2 separate regions of the Homo sapiens genome follow, and region 1 is linked to region 2. A link is a loop called in an ENCODE intact Hi-C map of the cell type or tissue named here. Cell type or tissue: PC-3. All regions are shown on one strand. Links, peaks and the distances in the headings refer to the core of each region. The heading gives the core; the rest is flanking DNA. Region 1 has its middle 8.4 kb from the start of CPOX. Region 2 overlaps LINC00973 (long intergenic non-protein coding RNA 973).

Evidence for each region. Peaks named below come from ENCODE experiments on the same cell type or tissue, not always from the same donor. Only the 100,000 strongest peaks of a DNase experiment are listed, where the experiment ranks them.
Region 1: it touches region 2 in a loop (10-fold over the local background); 71 of 110 quality-filtered maps call a loop at or near these places.

The regions. Positions count from the first base shown.
Region 1 is chr3:98,596,275-98,607,717 of GRCh38, reverse strand. No RefSeq gene overlaps it. Among named protein-coding and RNA genes, the nearest start is that of CPOX, 8.4 kb to the right of the region's middle. In PC-3, for the core only: a CTCF peak has its summit at 5,459 (motif pointing left); a DNase peak (open chromatin) is centred at 5,437.
Region 2 is chr3:98,987,771-98,999,213 of GRCh38, reverse strand. LINC00973 (long intergenic non-protein coding RNA 973) reads right to left here. Exons shown (of 3, transcript NR_186665.1): 3 at 373-1,444. Among named protein-coding and RNA genes, the nearest start is that of LINC00973, 79 kb to the right of the region's middle. In PC-3, for the core only: CTCF peaks have their summits at 4,853 (motif pointing right) and 7,626 (motif pointing left); a DNase peak (open chromatin) is centred at 4,863; H3K27ac peaks cover 836 bases.

The sequences.
Region 1 (11,443 bases), core at 1,963-9,962, 390 kb after region 2:
GAGGAATATTTTCACTGGATATAGAATTCTGGGTTGATTGATTTGTTTTTCTCTTAGGACTCTGGGTGTGTCATTCCATTGTCTTCTGGCCTCCATCAGAAGTCAACCATTGTTCATCTTATTTTTCTTTTTGTATGAATGTGTCCTTCATGTTTGGTTGCTTCCAAGCTTTTCTCTTTATCTTTGGTGGTCATGAGGTTGACTATAATATTCCAAAGTGTGATTTTCTTTGTATTTATACTTCTTGGTGTTTGTTGAGCTTCTTATATTTGTAAACTGATGTTTTCCACCAAATTTGGAGGGATTAGAGCCATCATGTCTTCAAATATTTTCTCTGCCCCATTTCCCCATTTCTGTCTCTCTCTCTGTGACTACAAGGATATATAGATCTCTTGATATTGTCCCACACGTCATTGAGGCTCTGTCCATTCTTATCTCAATCTTTTTTTCTTCTCTATTATATTGATTAGATAATTTCTATTGATTTGTCCTCAATCTCAAGAACCTCAATCTCCAGACTTCTGAAATCTTGAATCTGTTGTTAAGTGCGTCTTCAAACTTTTCATTTCAGATATTGAATTTTTCAGTTCTAGAATTTCCACTTGAATAACATGGGTAAAGTTTTGCTCATCTGAATTGACCATAAGTTTATCTTCAGAGATACTTACCCTTGGTCAAAGCTATAGAATTTATTAACTAAAGATAAAAGATGTTTTCTAACCACCTAAAGATGAAAGAAGCATTAGAAATGTGAATGTTGGCTGGGCACGATGCTCACACCTGTAATCCCAGCACTTTGGGAGGCCGAGCCTGGCAAACTCCTAAGGTTAGGAGTTCAAGACCACCCTGGTCAACATGGAGAAACACCATCTCTACTAAAACTACAAAATTAGCTGGGTGTGGTGGTGGGCACCTATAATGCCACTTACTCAGGAGGCTGAGGCAGAAGAATCAATTGAACCTGGGAGGCGGAGGTTGCAGTAAGCCAAGATTGCACCACTGCACTCCAGCCTGTGCAACAGAGTAACACCCTGTCCCCCCCCCCCAAAAAAAAAAAAAAGAAAAGAAAAGAAAAAGAAAAAGAAATGTGAATGTTTTAGGAAAAGAAATTCTAAAAGCTTTGTAACTAAAGATAAACTACAGTGTTGAATATGGGTATCAACTTTAGTCTCCACTTTCTTTATATCATCAGTTAACATTGTTGTTATTATTCCAGAATAAAAGAAAAAAGGGAGGAATGGATGAAACAAAAAGTAACAGGGCCTAGAAATTAGAGTGGATTCTAAAAGAAAAGATGGGAAGATAAAGAGAAATTTGATCTTTTTGTAATTCTTTGCAGATCCATAGTTTAGACAGACAGCAACATGGCGATTTTCTGACGACTCATGGGAGGAACATTAGCCAGTTCCAGACTTTTTCTGTTTCCCCTCTGTGTTGAAAATTAAACTCAAAACTTAACAGGTCAGGAAATGTCTACCCACCTGATTCCACTTGCTGCTGTAGCAACTTTTATTCTTAATTTACTTTGCTGAACCTCTGTTATGCACCGGTAAGATAGGAATAATAAGAAAATTTATTATTTTGATAGAATATTTGACTGAGTCAGCCAGGCGCGGTGGCTTACGCCTGTAATTCCAGCACTGTGAGAGGCCGAGGCAGGCGTATCACAAGGTCAAGAAATCAAGACCATCCTGGCCAACATGGTGAAACTCCGTATCTACTAAAAATACAAAAATTAGCTGGGTGTGGTGGCACATGCCTGTAGTCCCAGCTACTCGGGAGGCTGAGGCAGGAGAATCTCTTGAACCTGGGAGGCAGAGGTTGCAGTGAGCCAAGATTGCGCCACTGCACTCCAGCCTGGGCGACAGAGCGAGACGCTGTCAAAAAAAAAAAAAAATTGACTGAGTCAAATTAATAAGTCATCAGTGATTCACATCAGAGGAGAAACTAAAAGTTTTTAGATAATTGCTAAGTGTCAGGCACTGTGCTAAACAGCTAAGATAGGTTGTTTCGTTTTTTTCATACAAAAACAGTGAGAAATTTTCTTATTGCTATCTTATGGGTGAGGAACAGAGGTTCAACAAAGTAAATTAAGAATAAAAGTTGCTACAATGGCAAGCAGAGTCACGTGGGTAGACATTTCCTGAACCAAGTGAGTTTTGAGTTTAATTTTCAACACAGAGTGGAAAGAGAAAAAGTTTGGAACTGGGTAATATTCCTCCCATAAGTCATCAGAAAATCACCATGTTGTTGTCTGTCTAAACTATGGATCTGCAAAAACTGTGTCCAGAAAGAAAAGCGCCTTTGTGTCTAACTTGTAAAGACCTTTAATGGATGTTTGATAATGCCAAAGATGATGGTGACTAACAGCTGTTTGATAGTCTCCACCTGAATATAAGGCTGTAATTAAAACTAGTTTTCATTCTCTCTAGACAGATATGCAGCTTTGCTACATTGAACAGATTCCAGGTCAGTGATTTCCAAGTTGCAAAGTTTTGTATCCATTTCTATTGGAAATCCTTCTCTAGATCTAAATTAAACCTTCTTCTTGGCCAGGCGTGGTGGCTCATGCCTGTAATCCCAGCACTGTGGGAGGCCGAGGTGGGTGGATCACCTGGGGTCAGGGGTTTGAGACCAGCCTAACCAACATGGAGAAAACCCATCTCTACTAAAAATACAAAATTAGCCGTGCTTGGTGGTGCATGCCTATAATCCCAGCTACTCAGGAGGCTGTGGCAGGAGAATCGCTTGAACCTGGGAGGTGGAGGATACGGTGAGCCTAGATCCTAAATATCTCTAATCTCTATTCTCTACCATTAATTTGAACCAGTGACCTTCAGCTTATTTCTATGCACCCTCCCTAAGGGTCTCTCACTCTACTTCACTCTACTAAATTAATTGTTAACCCTCTGGGACTCATTTTTGTCCTTTGTAAAATGGAGGAATTCATTTAATCATGACTTTCAGACTTAGCTCTTCTTGGTCCTAGAGGTTCAAAGAAGTGATTCAGATAATCCTGTGTTAGAGGCTGACAAACAGGAGAGTCATTGCCCAGCCAGAACACTCCTGCAACAAAAGCAGCTCTGCTTTCTGTTCACATAGGAATTGGACTTCTTCATAAGATTTTATTTAAAGAGATCTCATACTAAATCAAGTCTGAGAACCACTGGAGTAGGTTCCTTTTAGCTCTAAACAGTCTAAGACAATATCCCATGATTCTGCAATCTCAAAAACTCTAACAGAAGGAAGAGCTGTTTCACTGTTTACATTTTGTATGTTTTCAGCTGAAAGATTAGAAATGTGGGTGATACCCGTGGAATACTATGCAGCCATAAAAAATGATGAGTTCATGTCCTTTGTAGGGACATGGATGAAATTGGAAATCATCATTCTCAGCAAACTATCACAAGAACAAAAAACCAAACACCGCATATTCTCACTCATAGGTGGGAATTGAACAATGGGAACACATGGACACAGGAGGGGGAACATCACACTCTGGGGACTGTTGTGGGGTGGGGGGAGGGGGGAGGGATAGCATTGGGAGATATACCTAATGCTAGATGACGAGTTAGTGGGTGCAGCGCACCAGCATGTCACATGTATACATATGTAATTAACCTGCACGTTGTGCACATGTACCCTAAAACTTAAAGTATAAAAAAAAAAAAAAAGAAATGCGGGTGATACATAAAACTTGGCTGAGTACATAAGTAGGAACTGCTCCTGGCAGAGGGACCCCCAGGAATGAATTCCTTTCTTATGCAATCATTCATACTCACTCCTCAGGTACTAGAGAAAATACTCATATTGTTATTTTCCCTGGTGCTGATAATTTAATGGTATCAGAATGGCATCAGAATTCTAGGCAGAGTCAAGGAGAGCAGAACCCTAGATAAGAACCCTAGATCACCTCTCCTCCTCTGGCCTCTCCCACCCCTGTGGCAGCTCCTCCCATTCTAGCCACTGGCATGATAAGCAGAACTGAAGTTTATTTCAGTATTTCTTAGGTCAAACACTTCAAAGCTGCCACAGTTCCTGAAAATCTACCCCAACATCTACAGGATCACCAGGTGAGATGCTGGATGTACCCCCTTCTCAGCTTCTGGTGCTACAGAGAACAGTCCAGTTTTTCTCTGGTGACTGCATAGTTCACAGGAGTTCTCCTTGCAGGATCTGCTGCTCAAAACCTAGGGAGGATGCCTGCCAGGTACTCTATCCTATATGTTTGTATAAAACAGCGGGGTGTGGTTGAGGCAGAGTACTTTATTACAAGCTTGAGCTCTGGTTTGAACTCCAAAGAAGGAAGGATTTATAATGTTCAAATTATTGTGAGTCACTGTTGTGGATAATCCTAAAGTTTTCTGGAAACCCTTTCTTGGTTGGAAAAGGAGCAGCATTACATCTACCTGACCTCCCCGATATACTGCCTCCACTCTCTTCCCTTGCCTCCCACCCCCCCATTTCACTTCCAGAATAATCTATCTCAGATATAAACCTCATTAAGCCATCTTCTGCTTTAATGCCTTTTGATGGATTTCTATGGACTTATGAATAATGTACAAGTTCTTTAACAGAGCATAAAAAGACCAGCCTCATTTCGCTCCATTTTCTATTCTGCAATTTTTGTTGCTGCCATTCCATTATCACTGTAGCTAAGAGTCGGAACATGAGGTCTTTGCCTGACTGGGTACTCACTATTAAGAGGATCCTTCTTTATTGATTGATTGATTGATTGAGTCAGAGTCTCTGTCACTCAGGCTGGAGTGCAGTGGAGCAATCATAGCTCAATGCAGCCTTGAACTCCTGGACACGAGCGATCCTCCTGCTTCAGCCTCCTGAAGCTGGGACTACAGGCGTACACCACCACATCTGACTACTTTATTTATTTAATTTTTAGTAGAGTTGAGGTCTTTCTACGTTGCTCACAGGGTTCTCGAACTCTAGGCCTCAAGCAAAACTCCTACCTTGGCCTCCCAAAGTGCTAGGAATACAGGGTGAGCCACTGTGCCTGGCCCCTTTTTAAATTTTTAAAATAGTTCTGTATTTCTCAAGAGTGACTCTAAGGTCCCCTGCTATACAATCAATAAATATGATTATTAAAAATAATACTTATAATAATAGAGCTAATATATATTGCTAGGCACTAGGTTGTGTTCTAAGTTAACTTATCTAATCATCACAACTACCCTAAGAGGGAAATGTTATTTCTAACTTCATCCAGTGGATGAGGAAATCCAGGCACAGGGAGGTTACCTAATTGCCTAAGTTCACAAATGGCAAAGCCAGTTTTCAAACCCTGGCCATCAGACTCCATGAGCCATTCCCTTAACTATGCTCTTAGAGAGTATCCCATTAAAAAGCAGGTTCACAGGCTCCTCTACAGCCTCGAAACATACACTTTTAACAAGATCCCAAGCTCTAGATGCTGGTTTGCAAATTAGTAGGTGAGTGCCCTCTAGTGTACACACGAGTGTCACACATTTGTTGATGTATCATGTTTTCTAATGTGCTCTGTAAAAAAGAGCCAAATTTCATTATGCACGTATTTCAGTGGTTGTAGTTGGATAAATTATATTCATGTCGATGACTAAACTGGTTTGTACCACCTTAAATTTATTTTTGACACAAATTCTATAAACACAGTATTGCCATAAACGCTGTCTCTCTGGTTAGACCCCAGCAGCTCCTAGAAATTCAATTTAAATATTGGAGGCCCCCCTTCCCAATACAGCTTGTTGTTAAGAATGGAGGTTCATAGCCTTAGTGCACAACAAATGCTAAGTGGAAAACATCACATCCACTCTGCAAGAGTCAGGTTTTATCCATCCTCTCTATGTTGGTTGCACTAGACCATTAATTGTCTTCAGTAGGCCGCGCTCAGCTTATTCCCTCATAAGGGGATGCCATTACATTTGAGGCCCTCAGTCTTTCTTCCTGTCATCTTTAAGTGAAAGTTAGAATAGAGATAATCCATCCACTATTTAGTGTGATGTGCATAAACTCCCTATGTTACTACGTTAGGCTACTGGTTATTCTCAGAAAGGATTCCATTCACGTATTTATTAGGTTATAATTTAGTGTTTATAACAAAAGACCCCAAAATTCAGTGGCTAAAACAAAAGTGAAGTTCATTCTGTCTGATTGAACTTTCCAGAGTCATAGTCCAAAATGCATAGTGTTGCTCTGTCATCCTCACTCAACACACAGATTTTATTTCTGGGTTCAAAGTGGCTGTTCCACTTCATGCCTTCACAGCTGTATCCTAGCCAGTAGCGAAAAGGCCAGAGGAAGCACATTTATTCCTTTTAAGAATAAACTCAGAAGTGACACACAATAGTTTTATTCACATCCTACTGGCCAGGATTTGATCATAAGCTTCAAGAGGGGATATGAGTGTAGTGGAAGCATTCTGCTCTACTATAGCTGCTAGCTGAAGCTGCTATATGCTCCACGAAACCTGGAGAATGATTATTAAAGTAAGAAGAGAAAAATGGATTTTTGTTGGACAACTAGTTGTCTCTGCCACAAACCATTTCTTCTGTTTGTATATTTTTATGTGATTCTACAAGTGTCAATTATTCACTGAAAATAGGCAGAAAAATAAGTCTCCATTATTTTAAGAATTCAAGTTAAGAAAATACTAGAATTTTTATGGAGACGCTGCTGATTCTGTTGAGAACCTTGTTTTCTTTGGTACATGGTCCTTCATGGTAGGTAGAGACTTCTTTATTATGAACCTAGGCCATCAGTTCAAAAGTAAATATAGGCAGTCATGGCATTGCATGATTCCAAGAGGCACAAATTACATTTCGTTATCATGATTTGGTTAAATATCACCAGCTCCCCAATGGAGTTCAAATTTCAGTTACCACATTAGATAACTGTGGGTAATTGTGTAAAGTTGTGTAAAGTACAAATCTGGTGCTAGCTCTTCAGTCCACAAATCACTACATAAATAACATAAATGCATCATGTTCACGACCAATCATGCTACTTTTTTTCAAAGTCTGTTGGTGATTGGTCAGTGCCCATCTGTTATTCAGTTTATGCACAATTTATGCAAAGTGTGTAGCTATGTTGTTTCTTTGTTGCCCCATGATAAACGCATGTGACATTTTACAAAAATGGATCATTGAAAGAAGGAATTGGTCAACAAAGATGAAAGTGCAGCAAAGAAACAGAAAGCAACAAAACTGGAAGTGAAATTCTAGTTGAACCTAAATGGAATTACTGAATAAATAGCTAACCAGGGCAATGTTAACATTGTTGCCTTTTGAGGCACTTAGATATGCACCCAGAAGAACGGGATTAGTCAAGGTTCTCCAGAGAAACAGAACCAACAGAATGTATATGTGTTTACATATATGGAGACAGAGAGGAATTAGTTGATTGATTTTAAGGATTATGGAGGCTGGAAAGTCCAAAATCTGCAGGGTGGGCCAGAATAAATCCAGGGAGTAACTGATGTAGCAGTTCAGGTCCGAAGGCCAACTGGCGACAGAATTTGCAAAATTCCTTCTTGCTCAGGGGAAGTCAGTCTATTGTTGTATTCAGACCTTCAACTGATTGGATGAGGCCCACTTACATTTTGGAGGACAATCTGCTTCACTTCAAGTCTACTAACCTAAATGTTAATTTCCTCACAAAAACATCTGGAATAGTGTTTGACCAAATATCTGGGCACTATAGCCCAGTACATTTGACCCATAAAATTAACCATCACAGGAACTTAGTGAAGGCAAACTTACTGACATATGTGAAGAAAGTGTTTGTGTTGGATGAAGATATTTCAGAGGAAGTGATGCTGGAAAAAAAAAAAAAAGAAAAAACCCATTTCACGTTAAAGAAACTATTAGAATATTTCGCAACACTGAAGGCACAAAGGATCAAATGTTGAAAGCTGATCCAGACTTAGAAAGTCTGACAGTTCACTGAGGCATAGAAAAGATACTTGTTTCATATCTTCAGTTATACAATAAGAAAAAGAAGGGAGGCACTGTTCAAACTACTTTATAGAAGTGTGAAAAAATAAAACACATTAATTCTCAATGTTTCTAATGTTTTAAATTACAATGCACCAACAAAAGTAGTTTTACTGTTTTTCATCTACAACCTACAGTAACTGAGTTTTTAATGTTTCTATTAAAAATTAAATTAAAGATCACGGCTGGGTGTGGTGGCTTATGCCTGTAATCCTAGCACTTTGGGAGGCTGAGGCAGGTGGATTGCCTGAATTCAGGAGTTCGAGACCAGCCTGGGCAACACGGTGAAACCCCGTCTCTACTAAAATACAAAAATTAGCCAGGCTTGACAGCGTGTGCCTGTAATCCCAGCTACTTGGGAAGCTGAGACAGGAGAATTGCTTGAACCTGGGAGCAGAAGTTGCAGTGAGCTGAGATCGTGCCACTGCACTCCATCCTGGGCAACAGAGCGAGACTCCGTCTCAAAAAGTATGTATATATTAAAGATCACATAACAATCCTAATTTCTTCCTATTGATTATTAAGAATGATATGTCTGGCTTCTGCTTGCAAGGTCACTGTCATGGTCCCACAACTATTACAAATGCCTATGTAATAGTTCATTTGAAGAGATTATTTGGTGGCTCAAATGGAATCCTTTTTTCCTAGGAGGATGGGAAAGGCTGGCAGCTCCTCTGTGTGTCCTGAAGTTCCTAGTAAGGTGCAGGTGTTTAGTAAATGTTATTGACATTGTATTAGCACACAATGACTCTGGGTCAGATGAAGAGCAATGTTGTAACATTAATAGAGCCTTAGAGACAAGGTCTAGACTTGGTCTATCACTAAACCCATCTAAGCCTCAGTTTTCTAATCTATCATGTGAGTAGTGACAATAGTGGTCCTGTCTACCTTATGGGGTTGATTGGAACCTAACACATAGAAGGTGCTAAGTAAATGTCTATAGAAAGAATAAACGATTCAGGACTCAGTTTGACCAACAAAGTTGGTCAGTTACCCTACAAAGTTCTCATAACCCTTCAGTTATAGTTGAGTTCCTGTTTTACACAGGAAGGCTGCCTGAGTGCTGGTTAGAATGAAGGTGAGGACAAATATTTGGAGAAAGCAAGCCAGATCCGTTGAAGGTACATATATTAGAACCCCAAATGGCTATTCCTTTGCTCAATCCTCTTTCTCATTCCCCTTGACCTTTATACTCCTTGAATGCAGCCTGAATGGTGCAATTTGGGAAGAGAAGAAAGTAAAACAAACCTTGAGCCTGACCATGAGGTCTCTGAGTGGCACATATTCTTGTATTTTTAGTTCTCTCTGCTGCCTCACTTCCTTAAGCAAAAACAAACAGAACCATGCTCTAGTCTTCCACTCCAAATAAAAGATCAACATCACAACTTCCCACCCTGAGCTACTGTTGTTCTATATGTTCTTTCATTTCAGCTGCCACCCCAACAGGTTTTCCGAAACTCTTGTTTCAAAGGCAGCCAATGACTTCATTATTTCCCATAGCCTCTACTCGGTACTTCTGTTCTCTGGATGATCAGAGAGTAAAGCTTTCTGCCTGCTGACCCCACTCTCCTCTTTGGTGCTGTCTCCCTCCATGTTTCTGTGACATCACACTCAAGGCCCCAAGACTTCTTGCTTTTTGTCCCTAATGTGACTGTTGTCCCATGTTCTGACATCAAGCCCTTTATCTTTTAGTTGTAAGAGTTCTTCTGAATGAGCTCATCATCCCAGCACTATGGGTATCTCAAAAATCTCTCTCTCCAGCCCTCATCCCTTTCTGGCCTCATGTTTCCATTTATATAGCTACTAATGTCTCAAGTTCAACATGTCTGCAGTAAGTCTGCAGTAAGAGAATATTTCAAATGTGCTTTTCCCTCCTCCTGCATTCATTCAACCTCATTAATTCTAGAAATAGGTCCTGGCCCAGGCTAAAGAGTTAGACATGGGGGAAAAGATCACTCTAGATAGATGCAGAGAACAAAGGGAATTGATTTTTGACTCCTAAGTTTACATGGATATTGATATGGGTCTAAAGTAAAAGGTCTTAAATGTGTATTTTTCAAGAGAGTATTCCAGTCCACCAGAGGAGATGAACTCTCAATGACATGAATGGAAGTAGCTTTATGTTTCTTGAGCAAGTACTACTGGTTGCAAGTGCCCTGAAAGCATCATGGAGGCAGGTACAGGAACAATATTAAATATCTTTCTTATTGCTGCCTGATGAGGACCATTAAACATGTACCCAATACCCATTGTTCTTTGATTGCCTCACAGGAGGAACACCTATATATATCCCAACACTTTGTCATCAGCATCTTCTCAAATGACCCACCTTTTTGGTTGGCCCATAACATTTTTAAGACTCTGAGAATGGATGGTAAGAGCATTTTATACTGAAGGGATGGAGTGGCCAGGAAGCTCCTGTATCTGGGCAAATGGAACAGCCAGAGAGCTTTAGCTAAACTGGTGGGAATACTTCTATTAAGAATTGTCTCTATCAAACTGATTATCTCCTGTCCTCCCTATAAACTCCTGCTCTGTACCTGCTAGTTCTTCTTTCTAAGTTCCCTATTTTTGTTAATCTTAGATATGTAGGCTCAAAACCCTAGAATCATATTCAAAAATTTCTCCCTCTGGTGGGCATTTATGGTACTTTCTGCTCATCACATTTCCCTTTGTCTAGAAATGATACCCCACATGATATCTCCAACTTCCCTACCCCAAAACACTAACGGGAGAGTCCATGTTCTTACATGATCCCATTTTTTCACTCATGGCTATTTTTTATTGGTTGGTCCCATGGTAGGTATTTGAACCAAGGTGGGAAACAGTCTATATCAGAAAGGCTTAAGCTGCAACAAAACACCTGGCAGACAGTTCTTTAAATTATTTTTTCTCATATAACAAGAAGTTCAAAGGTTAGTGGCCCAGTGCTGGTGCATTTGCTCATGGATGTCATCAGGACCAAGGTTCCTTCTTTCTGACTGCTCTGCAAACTTTTACATGGGACTTTCAGAGTCTTAGTCACAAAATGGTTGCTGCAACTCCAGACATTACATCAATATTACTATAGGGAAGAATTAGGGAGAAGCCACAGGGACTGAAAGGATAGGTACCATGAGTTAGTCCCTTTCATAAAACCTCCCTGAAATGGTATCTATACCTTTGTGAAAAAATAATTTCAAAATTACACCAGTTAAAGAAAAAGCAAGTTGACAACACTAAATTGCATTGGATATTTAGACTATAAATATAAACAGCTTTAAGAACCAATTATTTTAATAATCTATGTAAGCATTTGCTACTATAGACCTAAAAGTTTAAAATACAAATTCTAGGAGAAAAAAATGAATTAACATTTTAAAAATTCTACTTCCTTGGTAATCCTACCACCCCCCTCCCATCACCCCACCAAAATTTCTGATGAGTTGGGCAGAAGGATGCCAAGGCAAACACAGATT
Region 2 (11,443 bases), core at 1,352-9,351:
TAAAATTATAAACCAAAACCAAATAAAAAATTTAAAAAAATATTTTTGCAACACAGTCAATCCTATTCGTTAAGATATTGTGTATGGCTGCTTTTGAGCTACAGTAGTAGAGTTTACTAGTTGTGGCGTATTTACTATCTACAAAGTTTTACCCATGCTCTATGTGAATGGCACCATCTAGAGCTGAGTACTACAAAACTTGCACAATCATGCAGCATCCCAAAAACTACAGATCCCTGGCAAAAATCATCATCCCTACTGTGTCAGGAAAGTGACTTCAAATAACATGTGAGGTTCAATGGGGGCTATATTAGTGGGACTGTAACAGGATACATTTTAGAAGAGGATAAAAATCACAACTGCAAATACAAATTTAACATGTCAAGACTTTTATTTAACTAAATAATTGAGAGAATCAATAATATATAACAACCAGTTCAAATGAAGATTTGACTTCCAGAGATTTACAGTTTCTAGCTCATCAAAGAACACCAGAGCTACACAGTTAAAGGAGTGTATTAGTCCATTTTCATGCTGCTGATAAAGACATACCTGAGACTGGGTAATTTATATATAAAGAAAATGAGGTTTAACGGACTCACAGTTCCATGTGGCTGGGGAGGCTTCACAATTATGGCAGAAGGTGAAAGGCATGTCTTACATAGCGGCAAACAAAAGAGAGTCAGAATCAAGTGAAAGTGGAAACCCCTTATAAAACCATCAGATCTCATGAGACTTATTCACTACCACAAGAACAGTATGGGGTAAACTGCTGCCATGATTCAATTATGGGAATCATGGGAGCTACAATTCAAGATGAGATTTGAGTGGGTACACAACCAAACCATATCAATGGGCAAAAGCAGATTTTAATCAGGAACTATTGCAATATGGGAAAAGAGACCTCAATATAGAATTGTAATCAATTCCAAACACAACACGGACAACTTGTGGATTTATAGCCAACGAGCAAGGTCGGGGTTAGTGGATGCAAAATTACTAAAAGGAAGCATTAAGTGTAAGGGGTGATTTCTAGCTAAATAATCCAATAGGATTCTTATTGAAAGCTGGCCAGGATGAATGGATGTCACCTCGGGGACTCAGGGGAATTATAAATTAAATCAGATATCAAGGGTAGGGGTTCTGGTTAAACCAACTTAGCAAGACTGTTGCTATGGTTGTGTAATGCGTGTCTGATAAGGATAGACACTAAGGTCACAGCCTACAGGGCTTATAGGCAACTGACTAGGGTTTGGTCAAGGAGACAGTTTTTGTCAGTTTCTCCTCATGTTTCAGGAAGGAAGAAATTCTTCTTGAGCAATAAGAGTCCATTACACAAATGCCTTTTGTTCATTAAAGACCAGCTGAACCATCTGTTGAGACTTGGTAGTAGAGGATATCTGCTGGATGGTGCAAGTAGTCAGGTATTGAAGGAGGAGAGTTTCTAGGAAAACAAAGTAAGACAAAAATTAATGGTTGAAGCAAGCTGAAAACCCAGTTTCTGAGTCCAGAGTATAACCAGCTGACAAGAGTTTATGTTGGGTTAAAAGCATTTTTAGATGGTGGAGTGAGGATGGCAGTGGAGAGCTGACAGATTTCCTGGCTTGCAGTTTGAATGTCTTTGGTGATGATACATGCATTAGTGCTGCAGTTTTGGTTATTTCTCAGAACAGAGCATGGAAACATCTAGCTTCAAATACAGGGCTTCTTTAGATAGTCCCAAGAAGAACATGGGCAATCAGGTTTTAGTTCTCAGTAATGCAAAGTCAGGAGTGTGGGAGAAAAATTGGAAATGTTCATTTGGAGATATGTAGCCAGATTTCAGAGGAAACTAGAAAAGTTGAGGAGGTTCCAGTCTAGTTTACAGATAGATAATAAAGTAGAAAGTAAAATGGAGTTACCAGGAGGCGAAAAATAGCTCTAAAACAATGAACACTCAGAAAAGTATGCTATAGCTTTCCATGAAAATACAAAATTTCTCACTACAATCACCCTCATTTTGATTAAAGATAACTAAAGTAAGGTTATTCTTGTCTTCAGAATAAGTCTGGTCTCATTAGATCTGGCATGATTGTTTACCTAGGTGCAGCAAGACTATAATTGACCACAAAGACCTTTTTAAGTTTGCTTTGCTGAAACTTTTCATAAGGAATCTCAGATTAGACTTCTAAAATCCTCTCAAGACTAGGAAACCAAGCCAAGACTTTGCCACCAGATTTTACCTTCAATACCTACCAATTTGGGTGAATCCCTCTCTCCTTGAAGTCCCCAAAATACTCTAAGTTTCCTAGGCCTGCCTGAATAAAAACTACATTACTCACATGGAATGCTGCAAACACTATAAGTTAGTTCCCAGGCTATTTTTTCTAGAAGGGCTTTTTAAGCATTGGTTCCGTAAAGTCAACCTTAACTCCTTAAATCTGTCTGGTCATATCTGATTCTATGCCTATTATTCTTAAATATAACATTCCAGTCAAAGCCTTGGTTAATACAACCAATGTTTCCAATTATGTCCTGGTAAAATAAAAAAGGTAGATTCTTATTGAACTTATGTAAATAATTATATTACCATGAAAATAAGAATATTCAAAAAGAGCTTTGGAATTCTGAAGGGATCAGGAAAGGGAAAAGATAAATGTTTCATTTCTGTTTACAAAAGTATAATATACTAAATCATTGTAATTTATGGATAGTTTAAGAGAAAAAAGAAAGGGGTTTCTTATATCCAAAAAATGGAGCATTAAAGAACTAACAATATTCCAAAGAAAAACCATTATCTTCTCTCACCAGTTCATTCAGTCCCATGTTATTAATTCTTATTCTACTCAGCCTTGAGTTAATAGTTTCATAAACCCATCAGCTTTTCAATAAAACTCTTGGGACTTACATATGATTCCAAGGAAGACAGGTAATGAATGAGATTAAATTTTCTGCTAAACAGGTGGCTGGGTCTCAGATTCAGAATATATTTGATTTAAAGAAACTAAAGCATGTTGATATGTTTTGTATCTCTGAGTATATGAAGTAAAGTTCATATCTGTTGTATTCAAGTTTCTTGAGGACAGAGGCTTTGTCTTACTTCTATTTTCTTAAAGCTGACGCTGGATAAGTGATTCAAAAATATTTGCTAAATGGAATTGAAAGAAAAAGTCAATGAACAAAATAAATATAAACTAAGAAACAAAGAAAATTGGATATTTTACATAGTTAAATAAAACTTCATCGGGGGGAAGACTTCTAACGATGGATCATCTCACATGTGCACTATCCAAATTCTTATCTAACTTCACTGTGTCATGTATGAGAGAAATAACAAGAAGAATCTAATCTAGAAACTTAGGAGTTGCAGAGAGAGCCTTACATCTGCCTGTTTTCTAAGGAAACTGATTGAGGAAAGAGGATCAAATAGAAAATTATTTTCTCCTGCAGGAGAAAAAATATACTGGAAGTTTACACTTTAAAGGACACCTTAAGGATTATCTGATTCAACTGTTTTATTGTCTTTAAGCTAGTTTGCAACTCTGTAAATTGAAAATAAATGGTAACAACACAAAAATAATTCTTGCCTATTGACATGCAAATTCCATCCTGTTCAATAAAAGTCCAATTGATTTCCCTTCCCCTCCTGTGGAAAAACCAATTTTGCCCCCACCTGCAAGTTCATTTTAATATTTCTGATTTATAAATGTGTCTGGTCTTCAGATTCTCTTCTGAGCCAGCTGTAACATCTCCCTGGTTCCCTCATTGGTAAATGAGTAGAATAAAATATTTACCGTCTGTTCATTTTTATTTCTTTGACAGTCATGAGTTTCACCTTTTTTGAAAATTAGTTTTTAAGACTTCCCAAAATAATATTAGTTTTAGGAGAAAGTAAATATTCAATTCAAAAAACACACATAGTTAAAAACAGAATCAAAAAGAGGACATTCAAGCTGTCAAAATAAATTAGGAGGTAAGCTTGGAATAATTATTAGTGTGTTAAGGATACAGGTAAATATTTATGCTCATAATACATCACCTAAGCCCATTGCAGTAGCAACAGCATTCAGGTAATACTCTAAAAGCCATCTATAAATACATTGTTTTAATTATTTACCCCATTGCCTTCATCAAAATGTAGAGGTGAGTCAAATCCCAAAGCCAATTTCCTTTTTCTCCCTGTATTTACATTTGTTTCTTTCTTTTTGCTAAATATCCATGCAAAAATCACACTAGTGTTAAAATGTGTACATGTTATAGGGCTCAGTTATCCTCTTTTGAGTCTATTAAGAAATCTCCTGTGGTCTACTTCCAGGTAAGGCACTATAACAGCCCAATTCCTCTAGGACTGTCTGAGTTAACCTTCCTCAGAAGAGAGAAATTTGTGGAATAGCTTCAGGTTACAAAAATCACAAGGATCTTATTATGCCAACTGAATTTGATGTGAGACACCTATTATTTCCAAACTCTATGGAATACAATTACACCATTAATTCTCTGGAGAGAAAGAGGAGAGTTTTCAGGGATAAGCATTAAAAGAGGTTCCCTTCTAAATTATAATTAATTGGGCTCTGAGGAAAGTAAACCACAAGCTGAGAGAGAGATGCTCATTTGGTGAAATAAATGCAGTTTCTCCCAGACACCAGAGCATTGTTTGGGAAAGGATATTTTAGAATTGAATATGTGAAAAAATAAGAAGAGGTAACACATCATTTCCACTGCAGTTTTGTTAGATTCTAAAAACTACACATTATGTGCAAGAGAACACCAAATGATTCCCCAGAACACAGACTCAAATGACAATCCTGGTTGATTACTTCTTTTCAAGCTACATTAACTGGTGATAAAAAAGTTACAGGCTTTCACCAGCAGAGGGAAATACTGTCCTAAGGAAAAACATGGAATCTCATGCCCATTTTTTCCATCTTAATTCTTCTGTGGTATAAGCAAGAAATGAATGCTTCTCCCTAGTTCTTCTCATTTTATGGCATGTTGAACAGCAGAGAATTTTCTATTCAATGCCTAGAGCATAATTGTTTTGAGGAAGGATGAAGGAGAATGCAGGAAGCTGTGAGATCAGAGAAGAGTCAACTGAGAGCTGTCAGGCTTTAGGAGACACATGAGGCTGAATTATAAAATAGTTCCATGTGCAAAGAGCTTTCCTTACATATTCATAACTCACTCCTCTCTCAAACCTCCAAATCCAAAGCTTATTCTGGAATATTGATGAGTCCTCATTGGCTCTTTTCTATGGGAGACTATTAGCCATCCTCAACCAACAGGAACTTCTAATGTATAGGCATTCAGGGAGTGTCCTTCAGGAACTATATATTTTTAAATGTCTAGCTGTTTTCCACTTAATATCTCCATAACCTTTTGGCTTTATTTTCCAAGGTTCCCAATTCTGCCAACAATTAAGAAGCTGATTTCATGAAGGGAAGCTATATCCTGCAGTTGAATTACACAGCAAGTGTCACAATCCTGAATGAAAAGGAGAATCTATGTTCCTGTGATACAGCAGGCCTAAGCATCCTCCTTCCAAACCAACTTTAAAGCCCCTTCTAGGGTCACAGCAAGCAGAGGTCACTATATGTCACAAGAAAAGAAGGTAGAGCATCTTCAGCAGAACACTGGGGTTGCACCCTTTGGTTAGAGAGAGATTGTGCAGTGCCACATTATACAGTTGTCTTCAGAGAAGAAAGAAAGAAAATTGGAGCAAGGAAGGCAGGCAGGCAGGCAAAATGGTACAGGTCACTGTGTAAGACACTTTGGCAATTTCTTTAAAACCTAAACATTCTTACCACAAGATCCAGTAATAATGCTCCTTGGTATTTATCCAAAAGAAGTTTAAAATTTTTGTCTATGCAAAAAAAGCACATAAATATTTATAGCAGTTTTATTCATAATTTCCCAAACTTGGAAACAACCAAGCTGTCCTTCAATAGGTGAATGGATAAAGAAACCGCGGTGCACATGGAATACTATGCAGCCATAAAAAAGAATGAAATCATGTCCTTTGTGGAAGCATGGATGGAGGTGGAAGCCATTATCCTAAGCAAATTAATGCAGGAACAGAAAACCAAATATCACATGTTCTGTCTTATAAGTCGGAGCTAAACATTGAGCACAGATGGACACAAAGAAGGGAAAAATAGATACTAGGTTCTACTTGAGGATGGAGGGTAGGAGGAGGGAGAGGATCAAAAAACTACTCAGGTACTATGTTCATTACATGGGTGATGAAATAATCTGTATACCAAACCCCCACAACATGCAATTTACCTATATAACAAACATGCACATGTACCCCTGAACCTAAAATAAAAGTTGGAAGTAAAAAAAATAAACTGTGGTACATCCAGATATGATGAATTATTTAGCAATAAAAAGAAATGAGGTGTGAAGACATGAAAATGCATGGAAGAACCTTAAACATATATTGCTAAGTAAAAGATGTCAATCTGAAAAGGCTATATTCCGTATCAATATAACCATATGACATTCTGGGAAAGGCAAAACTGAAGATAGTACAAAGATCAGTGGTTGTCAGGGGTTCAGGAGGTCAGAAGGAGGGACAAAATTTTTAGGGCAGTGAAACTATTCTGTAGGATACAGCAGTGACAGATACATTTGAAAAAACACAGAATGTACAACTGGGTGTAAACTATAGACTTTATTTCACAGTAATGCATTAATATTGGCTTATCAATTCTAACAGATATGTCACACTAATGAAAGATGTTAATAACAGAGGAAACTGAAGGGAGAGGGCAAGGGTCCTATTGAAATTATCTGTATTTTCTGCTCATTTTTCTGTTCATTTTTCTGTAAACCTAACTACAAAAAAATTAAGTCTACTATGAATGAAACAAACAAATGAAGAATATCAAGAAAGAGCTATGGGGTTGGAAACTCCTAGTAAAAAGGAAATGGTCTGACACCAGAATCTATTGAATATCTTCTCTGTTTTATTGTATATATTTATCATATAGATGTTCAGGTCCAATCAGGAGTCAGAAATCATATAGTGATTTAAACAGGGGAAGTTTAATATACAAAGTTATTAAACTATGGTCAAAGTGTAACTATAAAATATTTTTAAGGCTAAATATGCTACCGTAGGATGAGGAGAGCACTAAAGAAAGGCCAAATTTGGAACGTGTGACTTCTCCCCAAGTCTGGGTTGGAAAAAGTAAGATTGCAGCCCAGTGGACAGCAGAGAGGTTTCCTCTTTGCCTGGACCAGATCTTCTGCAGTCACTGAGCAAGCAGGAAACAACCCTCTGGGGCTCACGCTTTATACAGCCAGTGGCCAGCACGCTGGCAAGCAGAGTCAACCTTCCAGGCATGGTGAGAGTATAAGTGAGCTTCAGAAAGTGGTTAGAGACATAGGAGTAATAAGAAGAACAAATACCCTGAGGAGAAGAGGCCTAGAGTGCAGTGTTTCCTAGTGTCTCTGTCAATAAGGACCAGGAAATTGATCACCAGGTCAGGCAGGAGCTTCAAGGTTGTGTAGGGGCCAAATATTCTGGGCTTTTGGCTGGGACACAGCACAACCCTGTCTTCATCATCACACCACTAACTGACCCTACAATCACTGGAAGCAGCAGAAGATCCCCTTTTGCCTCCTATGTCCTTCTAGTGCCCTCTACTGAGGATGTTGAACATCATCCTCACTGTAAAGGAGATGCTTACAATAATTCCTTCCTTTATCACAGAACAAATATTGGAGAGTAAATTTGGAGCTAAGGGGCAATAAATTGATAACTGTCATATATGAATAAACTGTATGTAATTAAATACAGAATGTGAGTGCAATGATTCTCAAAAAAAATTTTTGTATTCCTAAAGTTCTAAGATTAAGAACCCTTCCAGGTATTTGTTAAATAAATTATTTGACTGGATTGACCCTCACTGCCCATTAAAATTAAGATTCTGGAGATCGTGCCGTTGCACTCTAGCCTGGGCAAGAAGAGCGAAATTCCACCTCAAAAAAAAAGATTTAAGATTCTGGAGTCTAGAGTGTGAAGTAAGCCCCATCACAGAAATCTAAGTGGGTGAGTCCCATTGTGCCTTCCCAGTATCTGATGTTATAGCAACACTGTGCTGAAGTTGTTAAAATCCAAGTCTGTTGGGAAAGTGAAGTCCATGATGATAGGTCTAAAAAATGTCTCAAATAGGAGAAGTTCAAAAGATTTCAAAGATGCTTTTGGCATTTATTTCTGGTTTGTTATAAGAATTGAATACTTTCCAAACATGAAGGGATAAAATGATTCAGGACTAAAGGCACCAATAAAATAACCTACTAAGGGAAAGTCTGCTAAGGTAGAACAGTAGCATGAGTGGTTAAGCAAGATTTTGGAACCAGACTCCTTGGATCGAAATCAGGGCTCTGCCACTTATTAGTGATGCAAGGTGCTTAACCTCTCTGTAAGTCAGTTTCCTCATTTTTAAGATGGAAATGGTAATCATTAAGGTGGCTCTTAGAGACATTGTGAGGTTAGATGAATAGATACATGTGAAGCATTCAGAACAGTGCCTAGCACAGAGTCCATGCGATATAAGCATGGCTATTCTTATTTTTAAACTTGTACATGTACTGTACAAATAGCAGGTAAAATCAAGGGAGGAATTTTAAAGAGTAAAATGAATACCATATTAAGAGATTGGAAAGAAGACTGTGAAACATGAAAAAAAAATTAGAAATTCCAAATCTCTAGACATTGTGAAGCATGAGACTTCTCCCATAAAAGGTAAGTGCAGATTTTTCAAGGGAGTCATGGCATCCCATACCTCCCACAAAATAAGAAAGGGCTCTAGTAGTTATGAAGAGTCTGCTATTCCCTCCGAAAAGTAAGGGTAGACATGGTAGTAGGTGGTTACTGAAGGGCATACCTTTCCTGGGGAAAGTAGTCATCTGCAGTTCTTATCAAATAACCCACCTCTTTCTCGGTCTCAATGATTGTATTATTTATACTCACTTCTGCTTATTACATGGATAACTTACATTCAGATGTTTTGCATCTAGAATTTAGATACTTTATGGTAAACACACTCATTTCTGAATATTTTCATTCAGTTTAACAATCCAGTTGTTTCCACTGGAAATTTCTTGGTGTATTCTCAACCATAATAAGATACTTTCCTACTTTGAACTTCTATTGAATGATAGCACAATTGCACATGCCGCTTGCAAAAAATAATTGGAGTTGGTCATGCTTGCTTTCTTAGGCAGCCTCATTTTCTAGGATGCAAATGGATGAAATACAGGTTCTGACCTTAATTTTCTCACTCCAGCATGCTTGAAATGATTTCATTGTCTCATGCTCCACTAGGACAATTCTATCAACTATTTTATTTCTTAATCTGTAAGGATATTAAGGTATAGTATTTTTTTCTAGTGTATGTCTGTGCATCTCTTTCTGTTCAAGTGTTTTGCGGTTTTCCATTAAAATCCCATCCTCTTAAACTTTTAAAAATTCTGTCCACTTATTTTATATCCTAAGAAGATTACATAATTAATAAAATAATAAATATTATACAGGTTAAATTAATCTGATTTCTTTCTGCATTGTGAGAAAAATCAACTTGGTTTCATTAAGACTGCTTGCCTCAGGAATCATTCCATTGAGTCATTGTAGGATAATACAAGTATATATAGCTTCTGATAAATACATCATAGATTCCAATAAGAAACCTGATTCCAAGCCCCTACTATACATGGATGGAACTGCCCTTTGTTCACCAAAATGGTAAGTTGCAATAAATGGCACCCATTATTATTCCACAGACTCAAATTTTGGCCAAAGACAGAGCTGGGATGGATGCTTAGACAGGAGGCACAGTGTATTAGTTCATTCTCACACTGCTATAAAGAAATACCTGAGACTGAGTAATTTATTACGAAAAGAGGTTTAATTGGCTCATGGGTCTGCAGGCAATACACGAAGCATAGTGGCTTCTGCTTCTGGCGAAGCCTCAGGAAGCTTCCAATCACAGCAGAAGGCAAAAGGACAGCAAGGTGTCTAGCAAGGGGGGAACAGTGGCAGGGTCAGGAGGGAGGAGCAACACACTTTTAAACAACCAGCTCTCTGAGAACTCTATCACAAGAACAACACCAAGGAGATGGTGCTAAACCATTTATGAAGGGTCTGCCCCCATGATTCAATCACCTCCCACCAGGCCCCACCTCTAATGTTGAGGATTACATTTCGACATGAGATTTGGGCAGGGACATAGATTCAAACCATATCACACAGCTTCACTCCCTGGTCACATTCTGTATTAAGAGCGCATTTGTAAAGAAAATATGTTAGCATGACAGTTAACACCATGATGAGAGGCATCAGAAGACAGTAAGTGAAGGCAGAACTCTAAATAAAGTAGAAGACGAAGTCAAATTGTTGGGTTTGCATTTTTGGGGTGGTGGGCATTGTTTGGTTATGTTTATTGTTGTCATTAGAAGCTTGCTGCCCATCCATCCACCAGTAAATGAAGGCTGTGATTTCCCTCCCATCCCTTCAGCCAAGGCTCCTAGGGAACCACATTATAACCCTGCCTCCAAAGTGTCTTGCCTAAAGTCTCACAACTACTATGTGTCAAAACAGGATTCGAACCCAATTGCCCTTGGCTTCAATATTCTCAGATTGACCTTCAGGTCTGTTACATAAACCCCCAATGTGTGGCTAGCCTGGAAAACACAATGTAAACCCCACTACAGTCCCTTATCTGAAATTCCAGATCCAAAATGTTCTGAAAACTGCAAGGTTTTCCTAAGTTTGTGGTAAATGCATTTGGTGGTAAATCTGACCTGAACTGACAGAAAGATATTTACAGTCTTTTTTTTTAATTGTTTTTTTTTTATTTTATTATTATACTTTAAGTTTTAGGGTACATGTGCACAATGTGCAGGTTAGTTACATATGTATACATGTGCCATGCTGGTGTGCTGCACCCATTAACTCGTCATTTAGCATTAGGTATATCTCCTAATGCTATCCCTCCCCCCTCCCCCCACCCCACAACAGTCCCCAGAGTGTGATGTTCCGCTTCCTGTGGCCATGTGTTCTCATTGTTCAATTCCCACCTATGAGTGAGAATATGCGGTGTTTGGTTTTTTGTTCTTGCGATAGTTTACTGAGAATGATGATTTCCAGTTTCATCCATGTCCCTACAAAGGACATGAACTCATCATTTTTATGGCTGCATAGTATTCCATGGTGTATATGTGCCACATTTTCTTAATCTAGTCTATCATTGTTGGACATTTGGGTTAGTTCCAAGTCTTTGCTATTGTGAATAGTGCCACAATAAACATACATGTGCATGTGTCTTTATAGCAGCATGATTTATAGTCCTTTGGGTATATATCCAGTAATGGGATGGCTGGGTCAAATGGTATTTCTAGTTCTAGATCCCTGAGGAATCGCCACACTGACTTCTACAATGGTTGAACTAGTTTACAG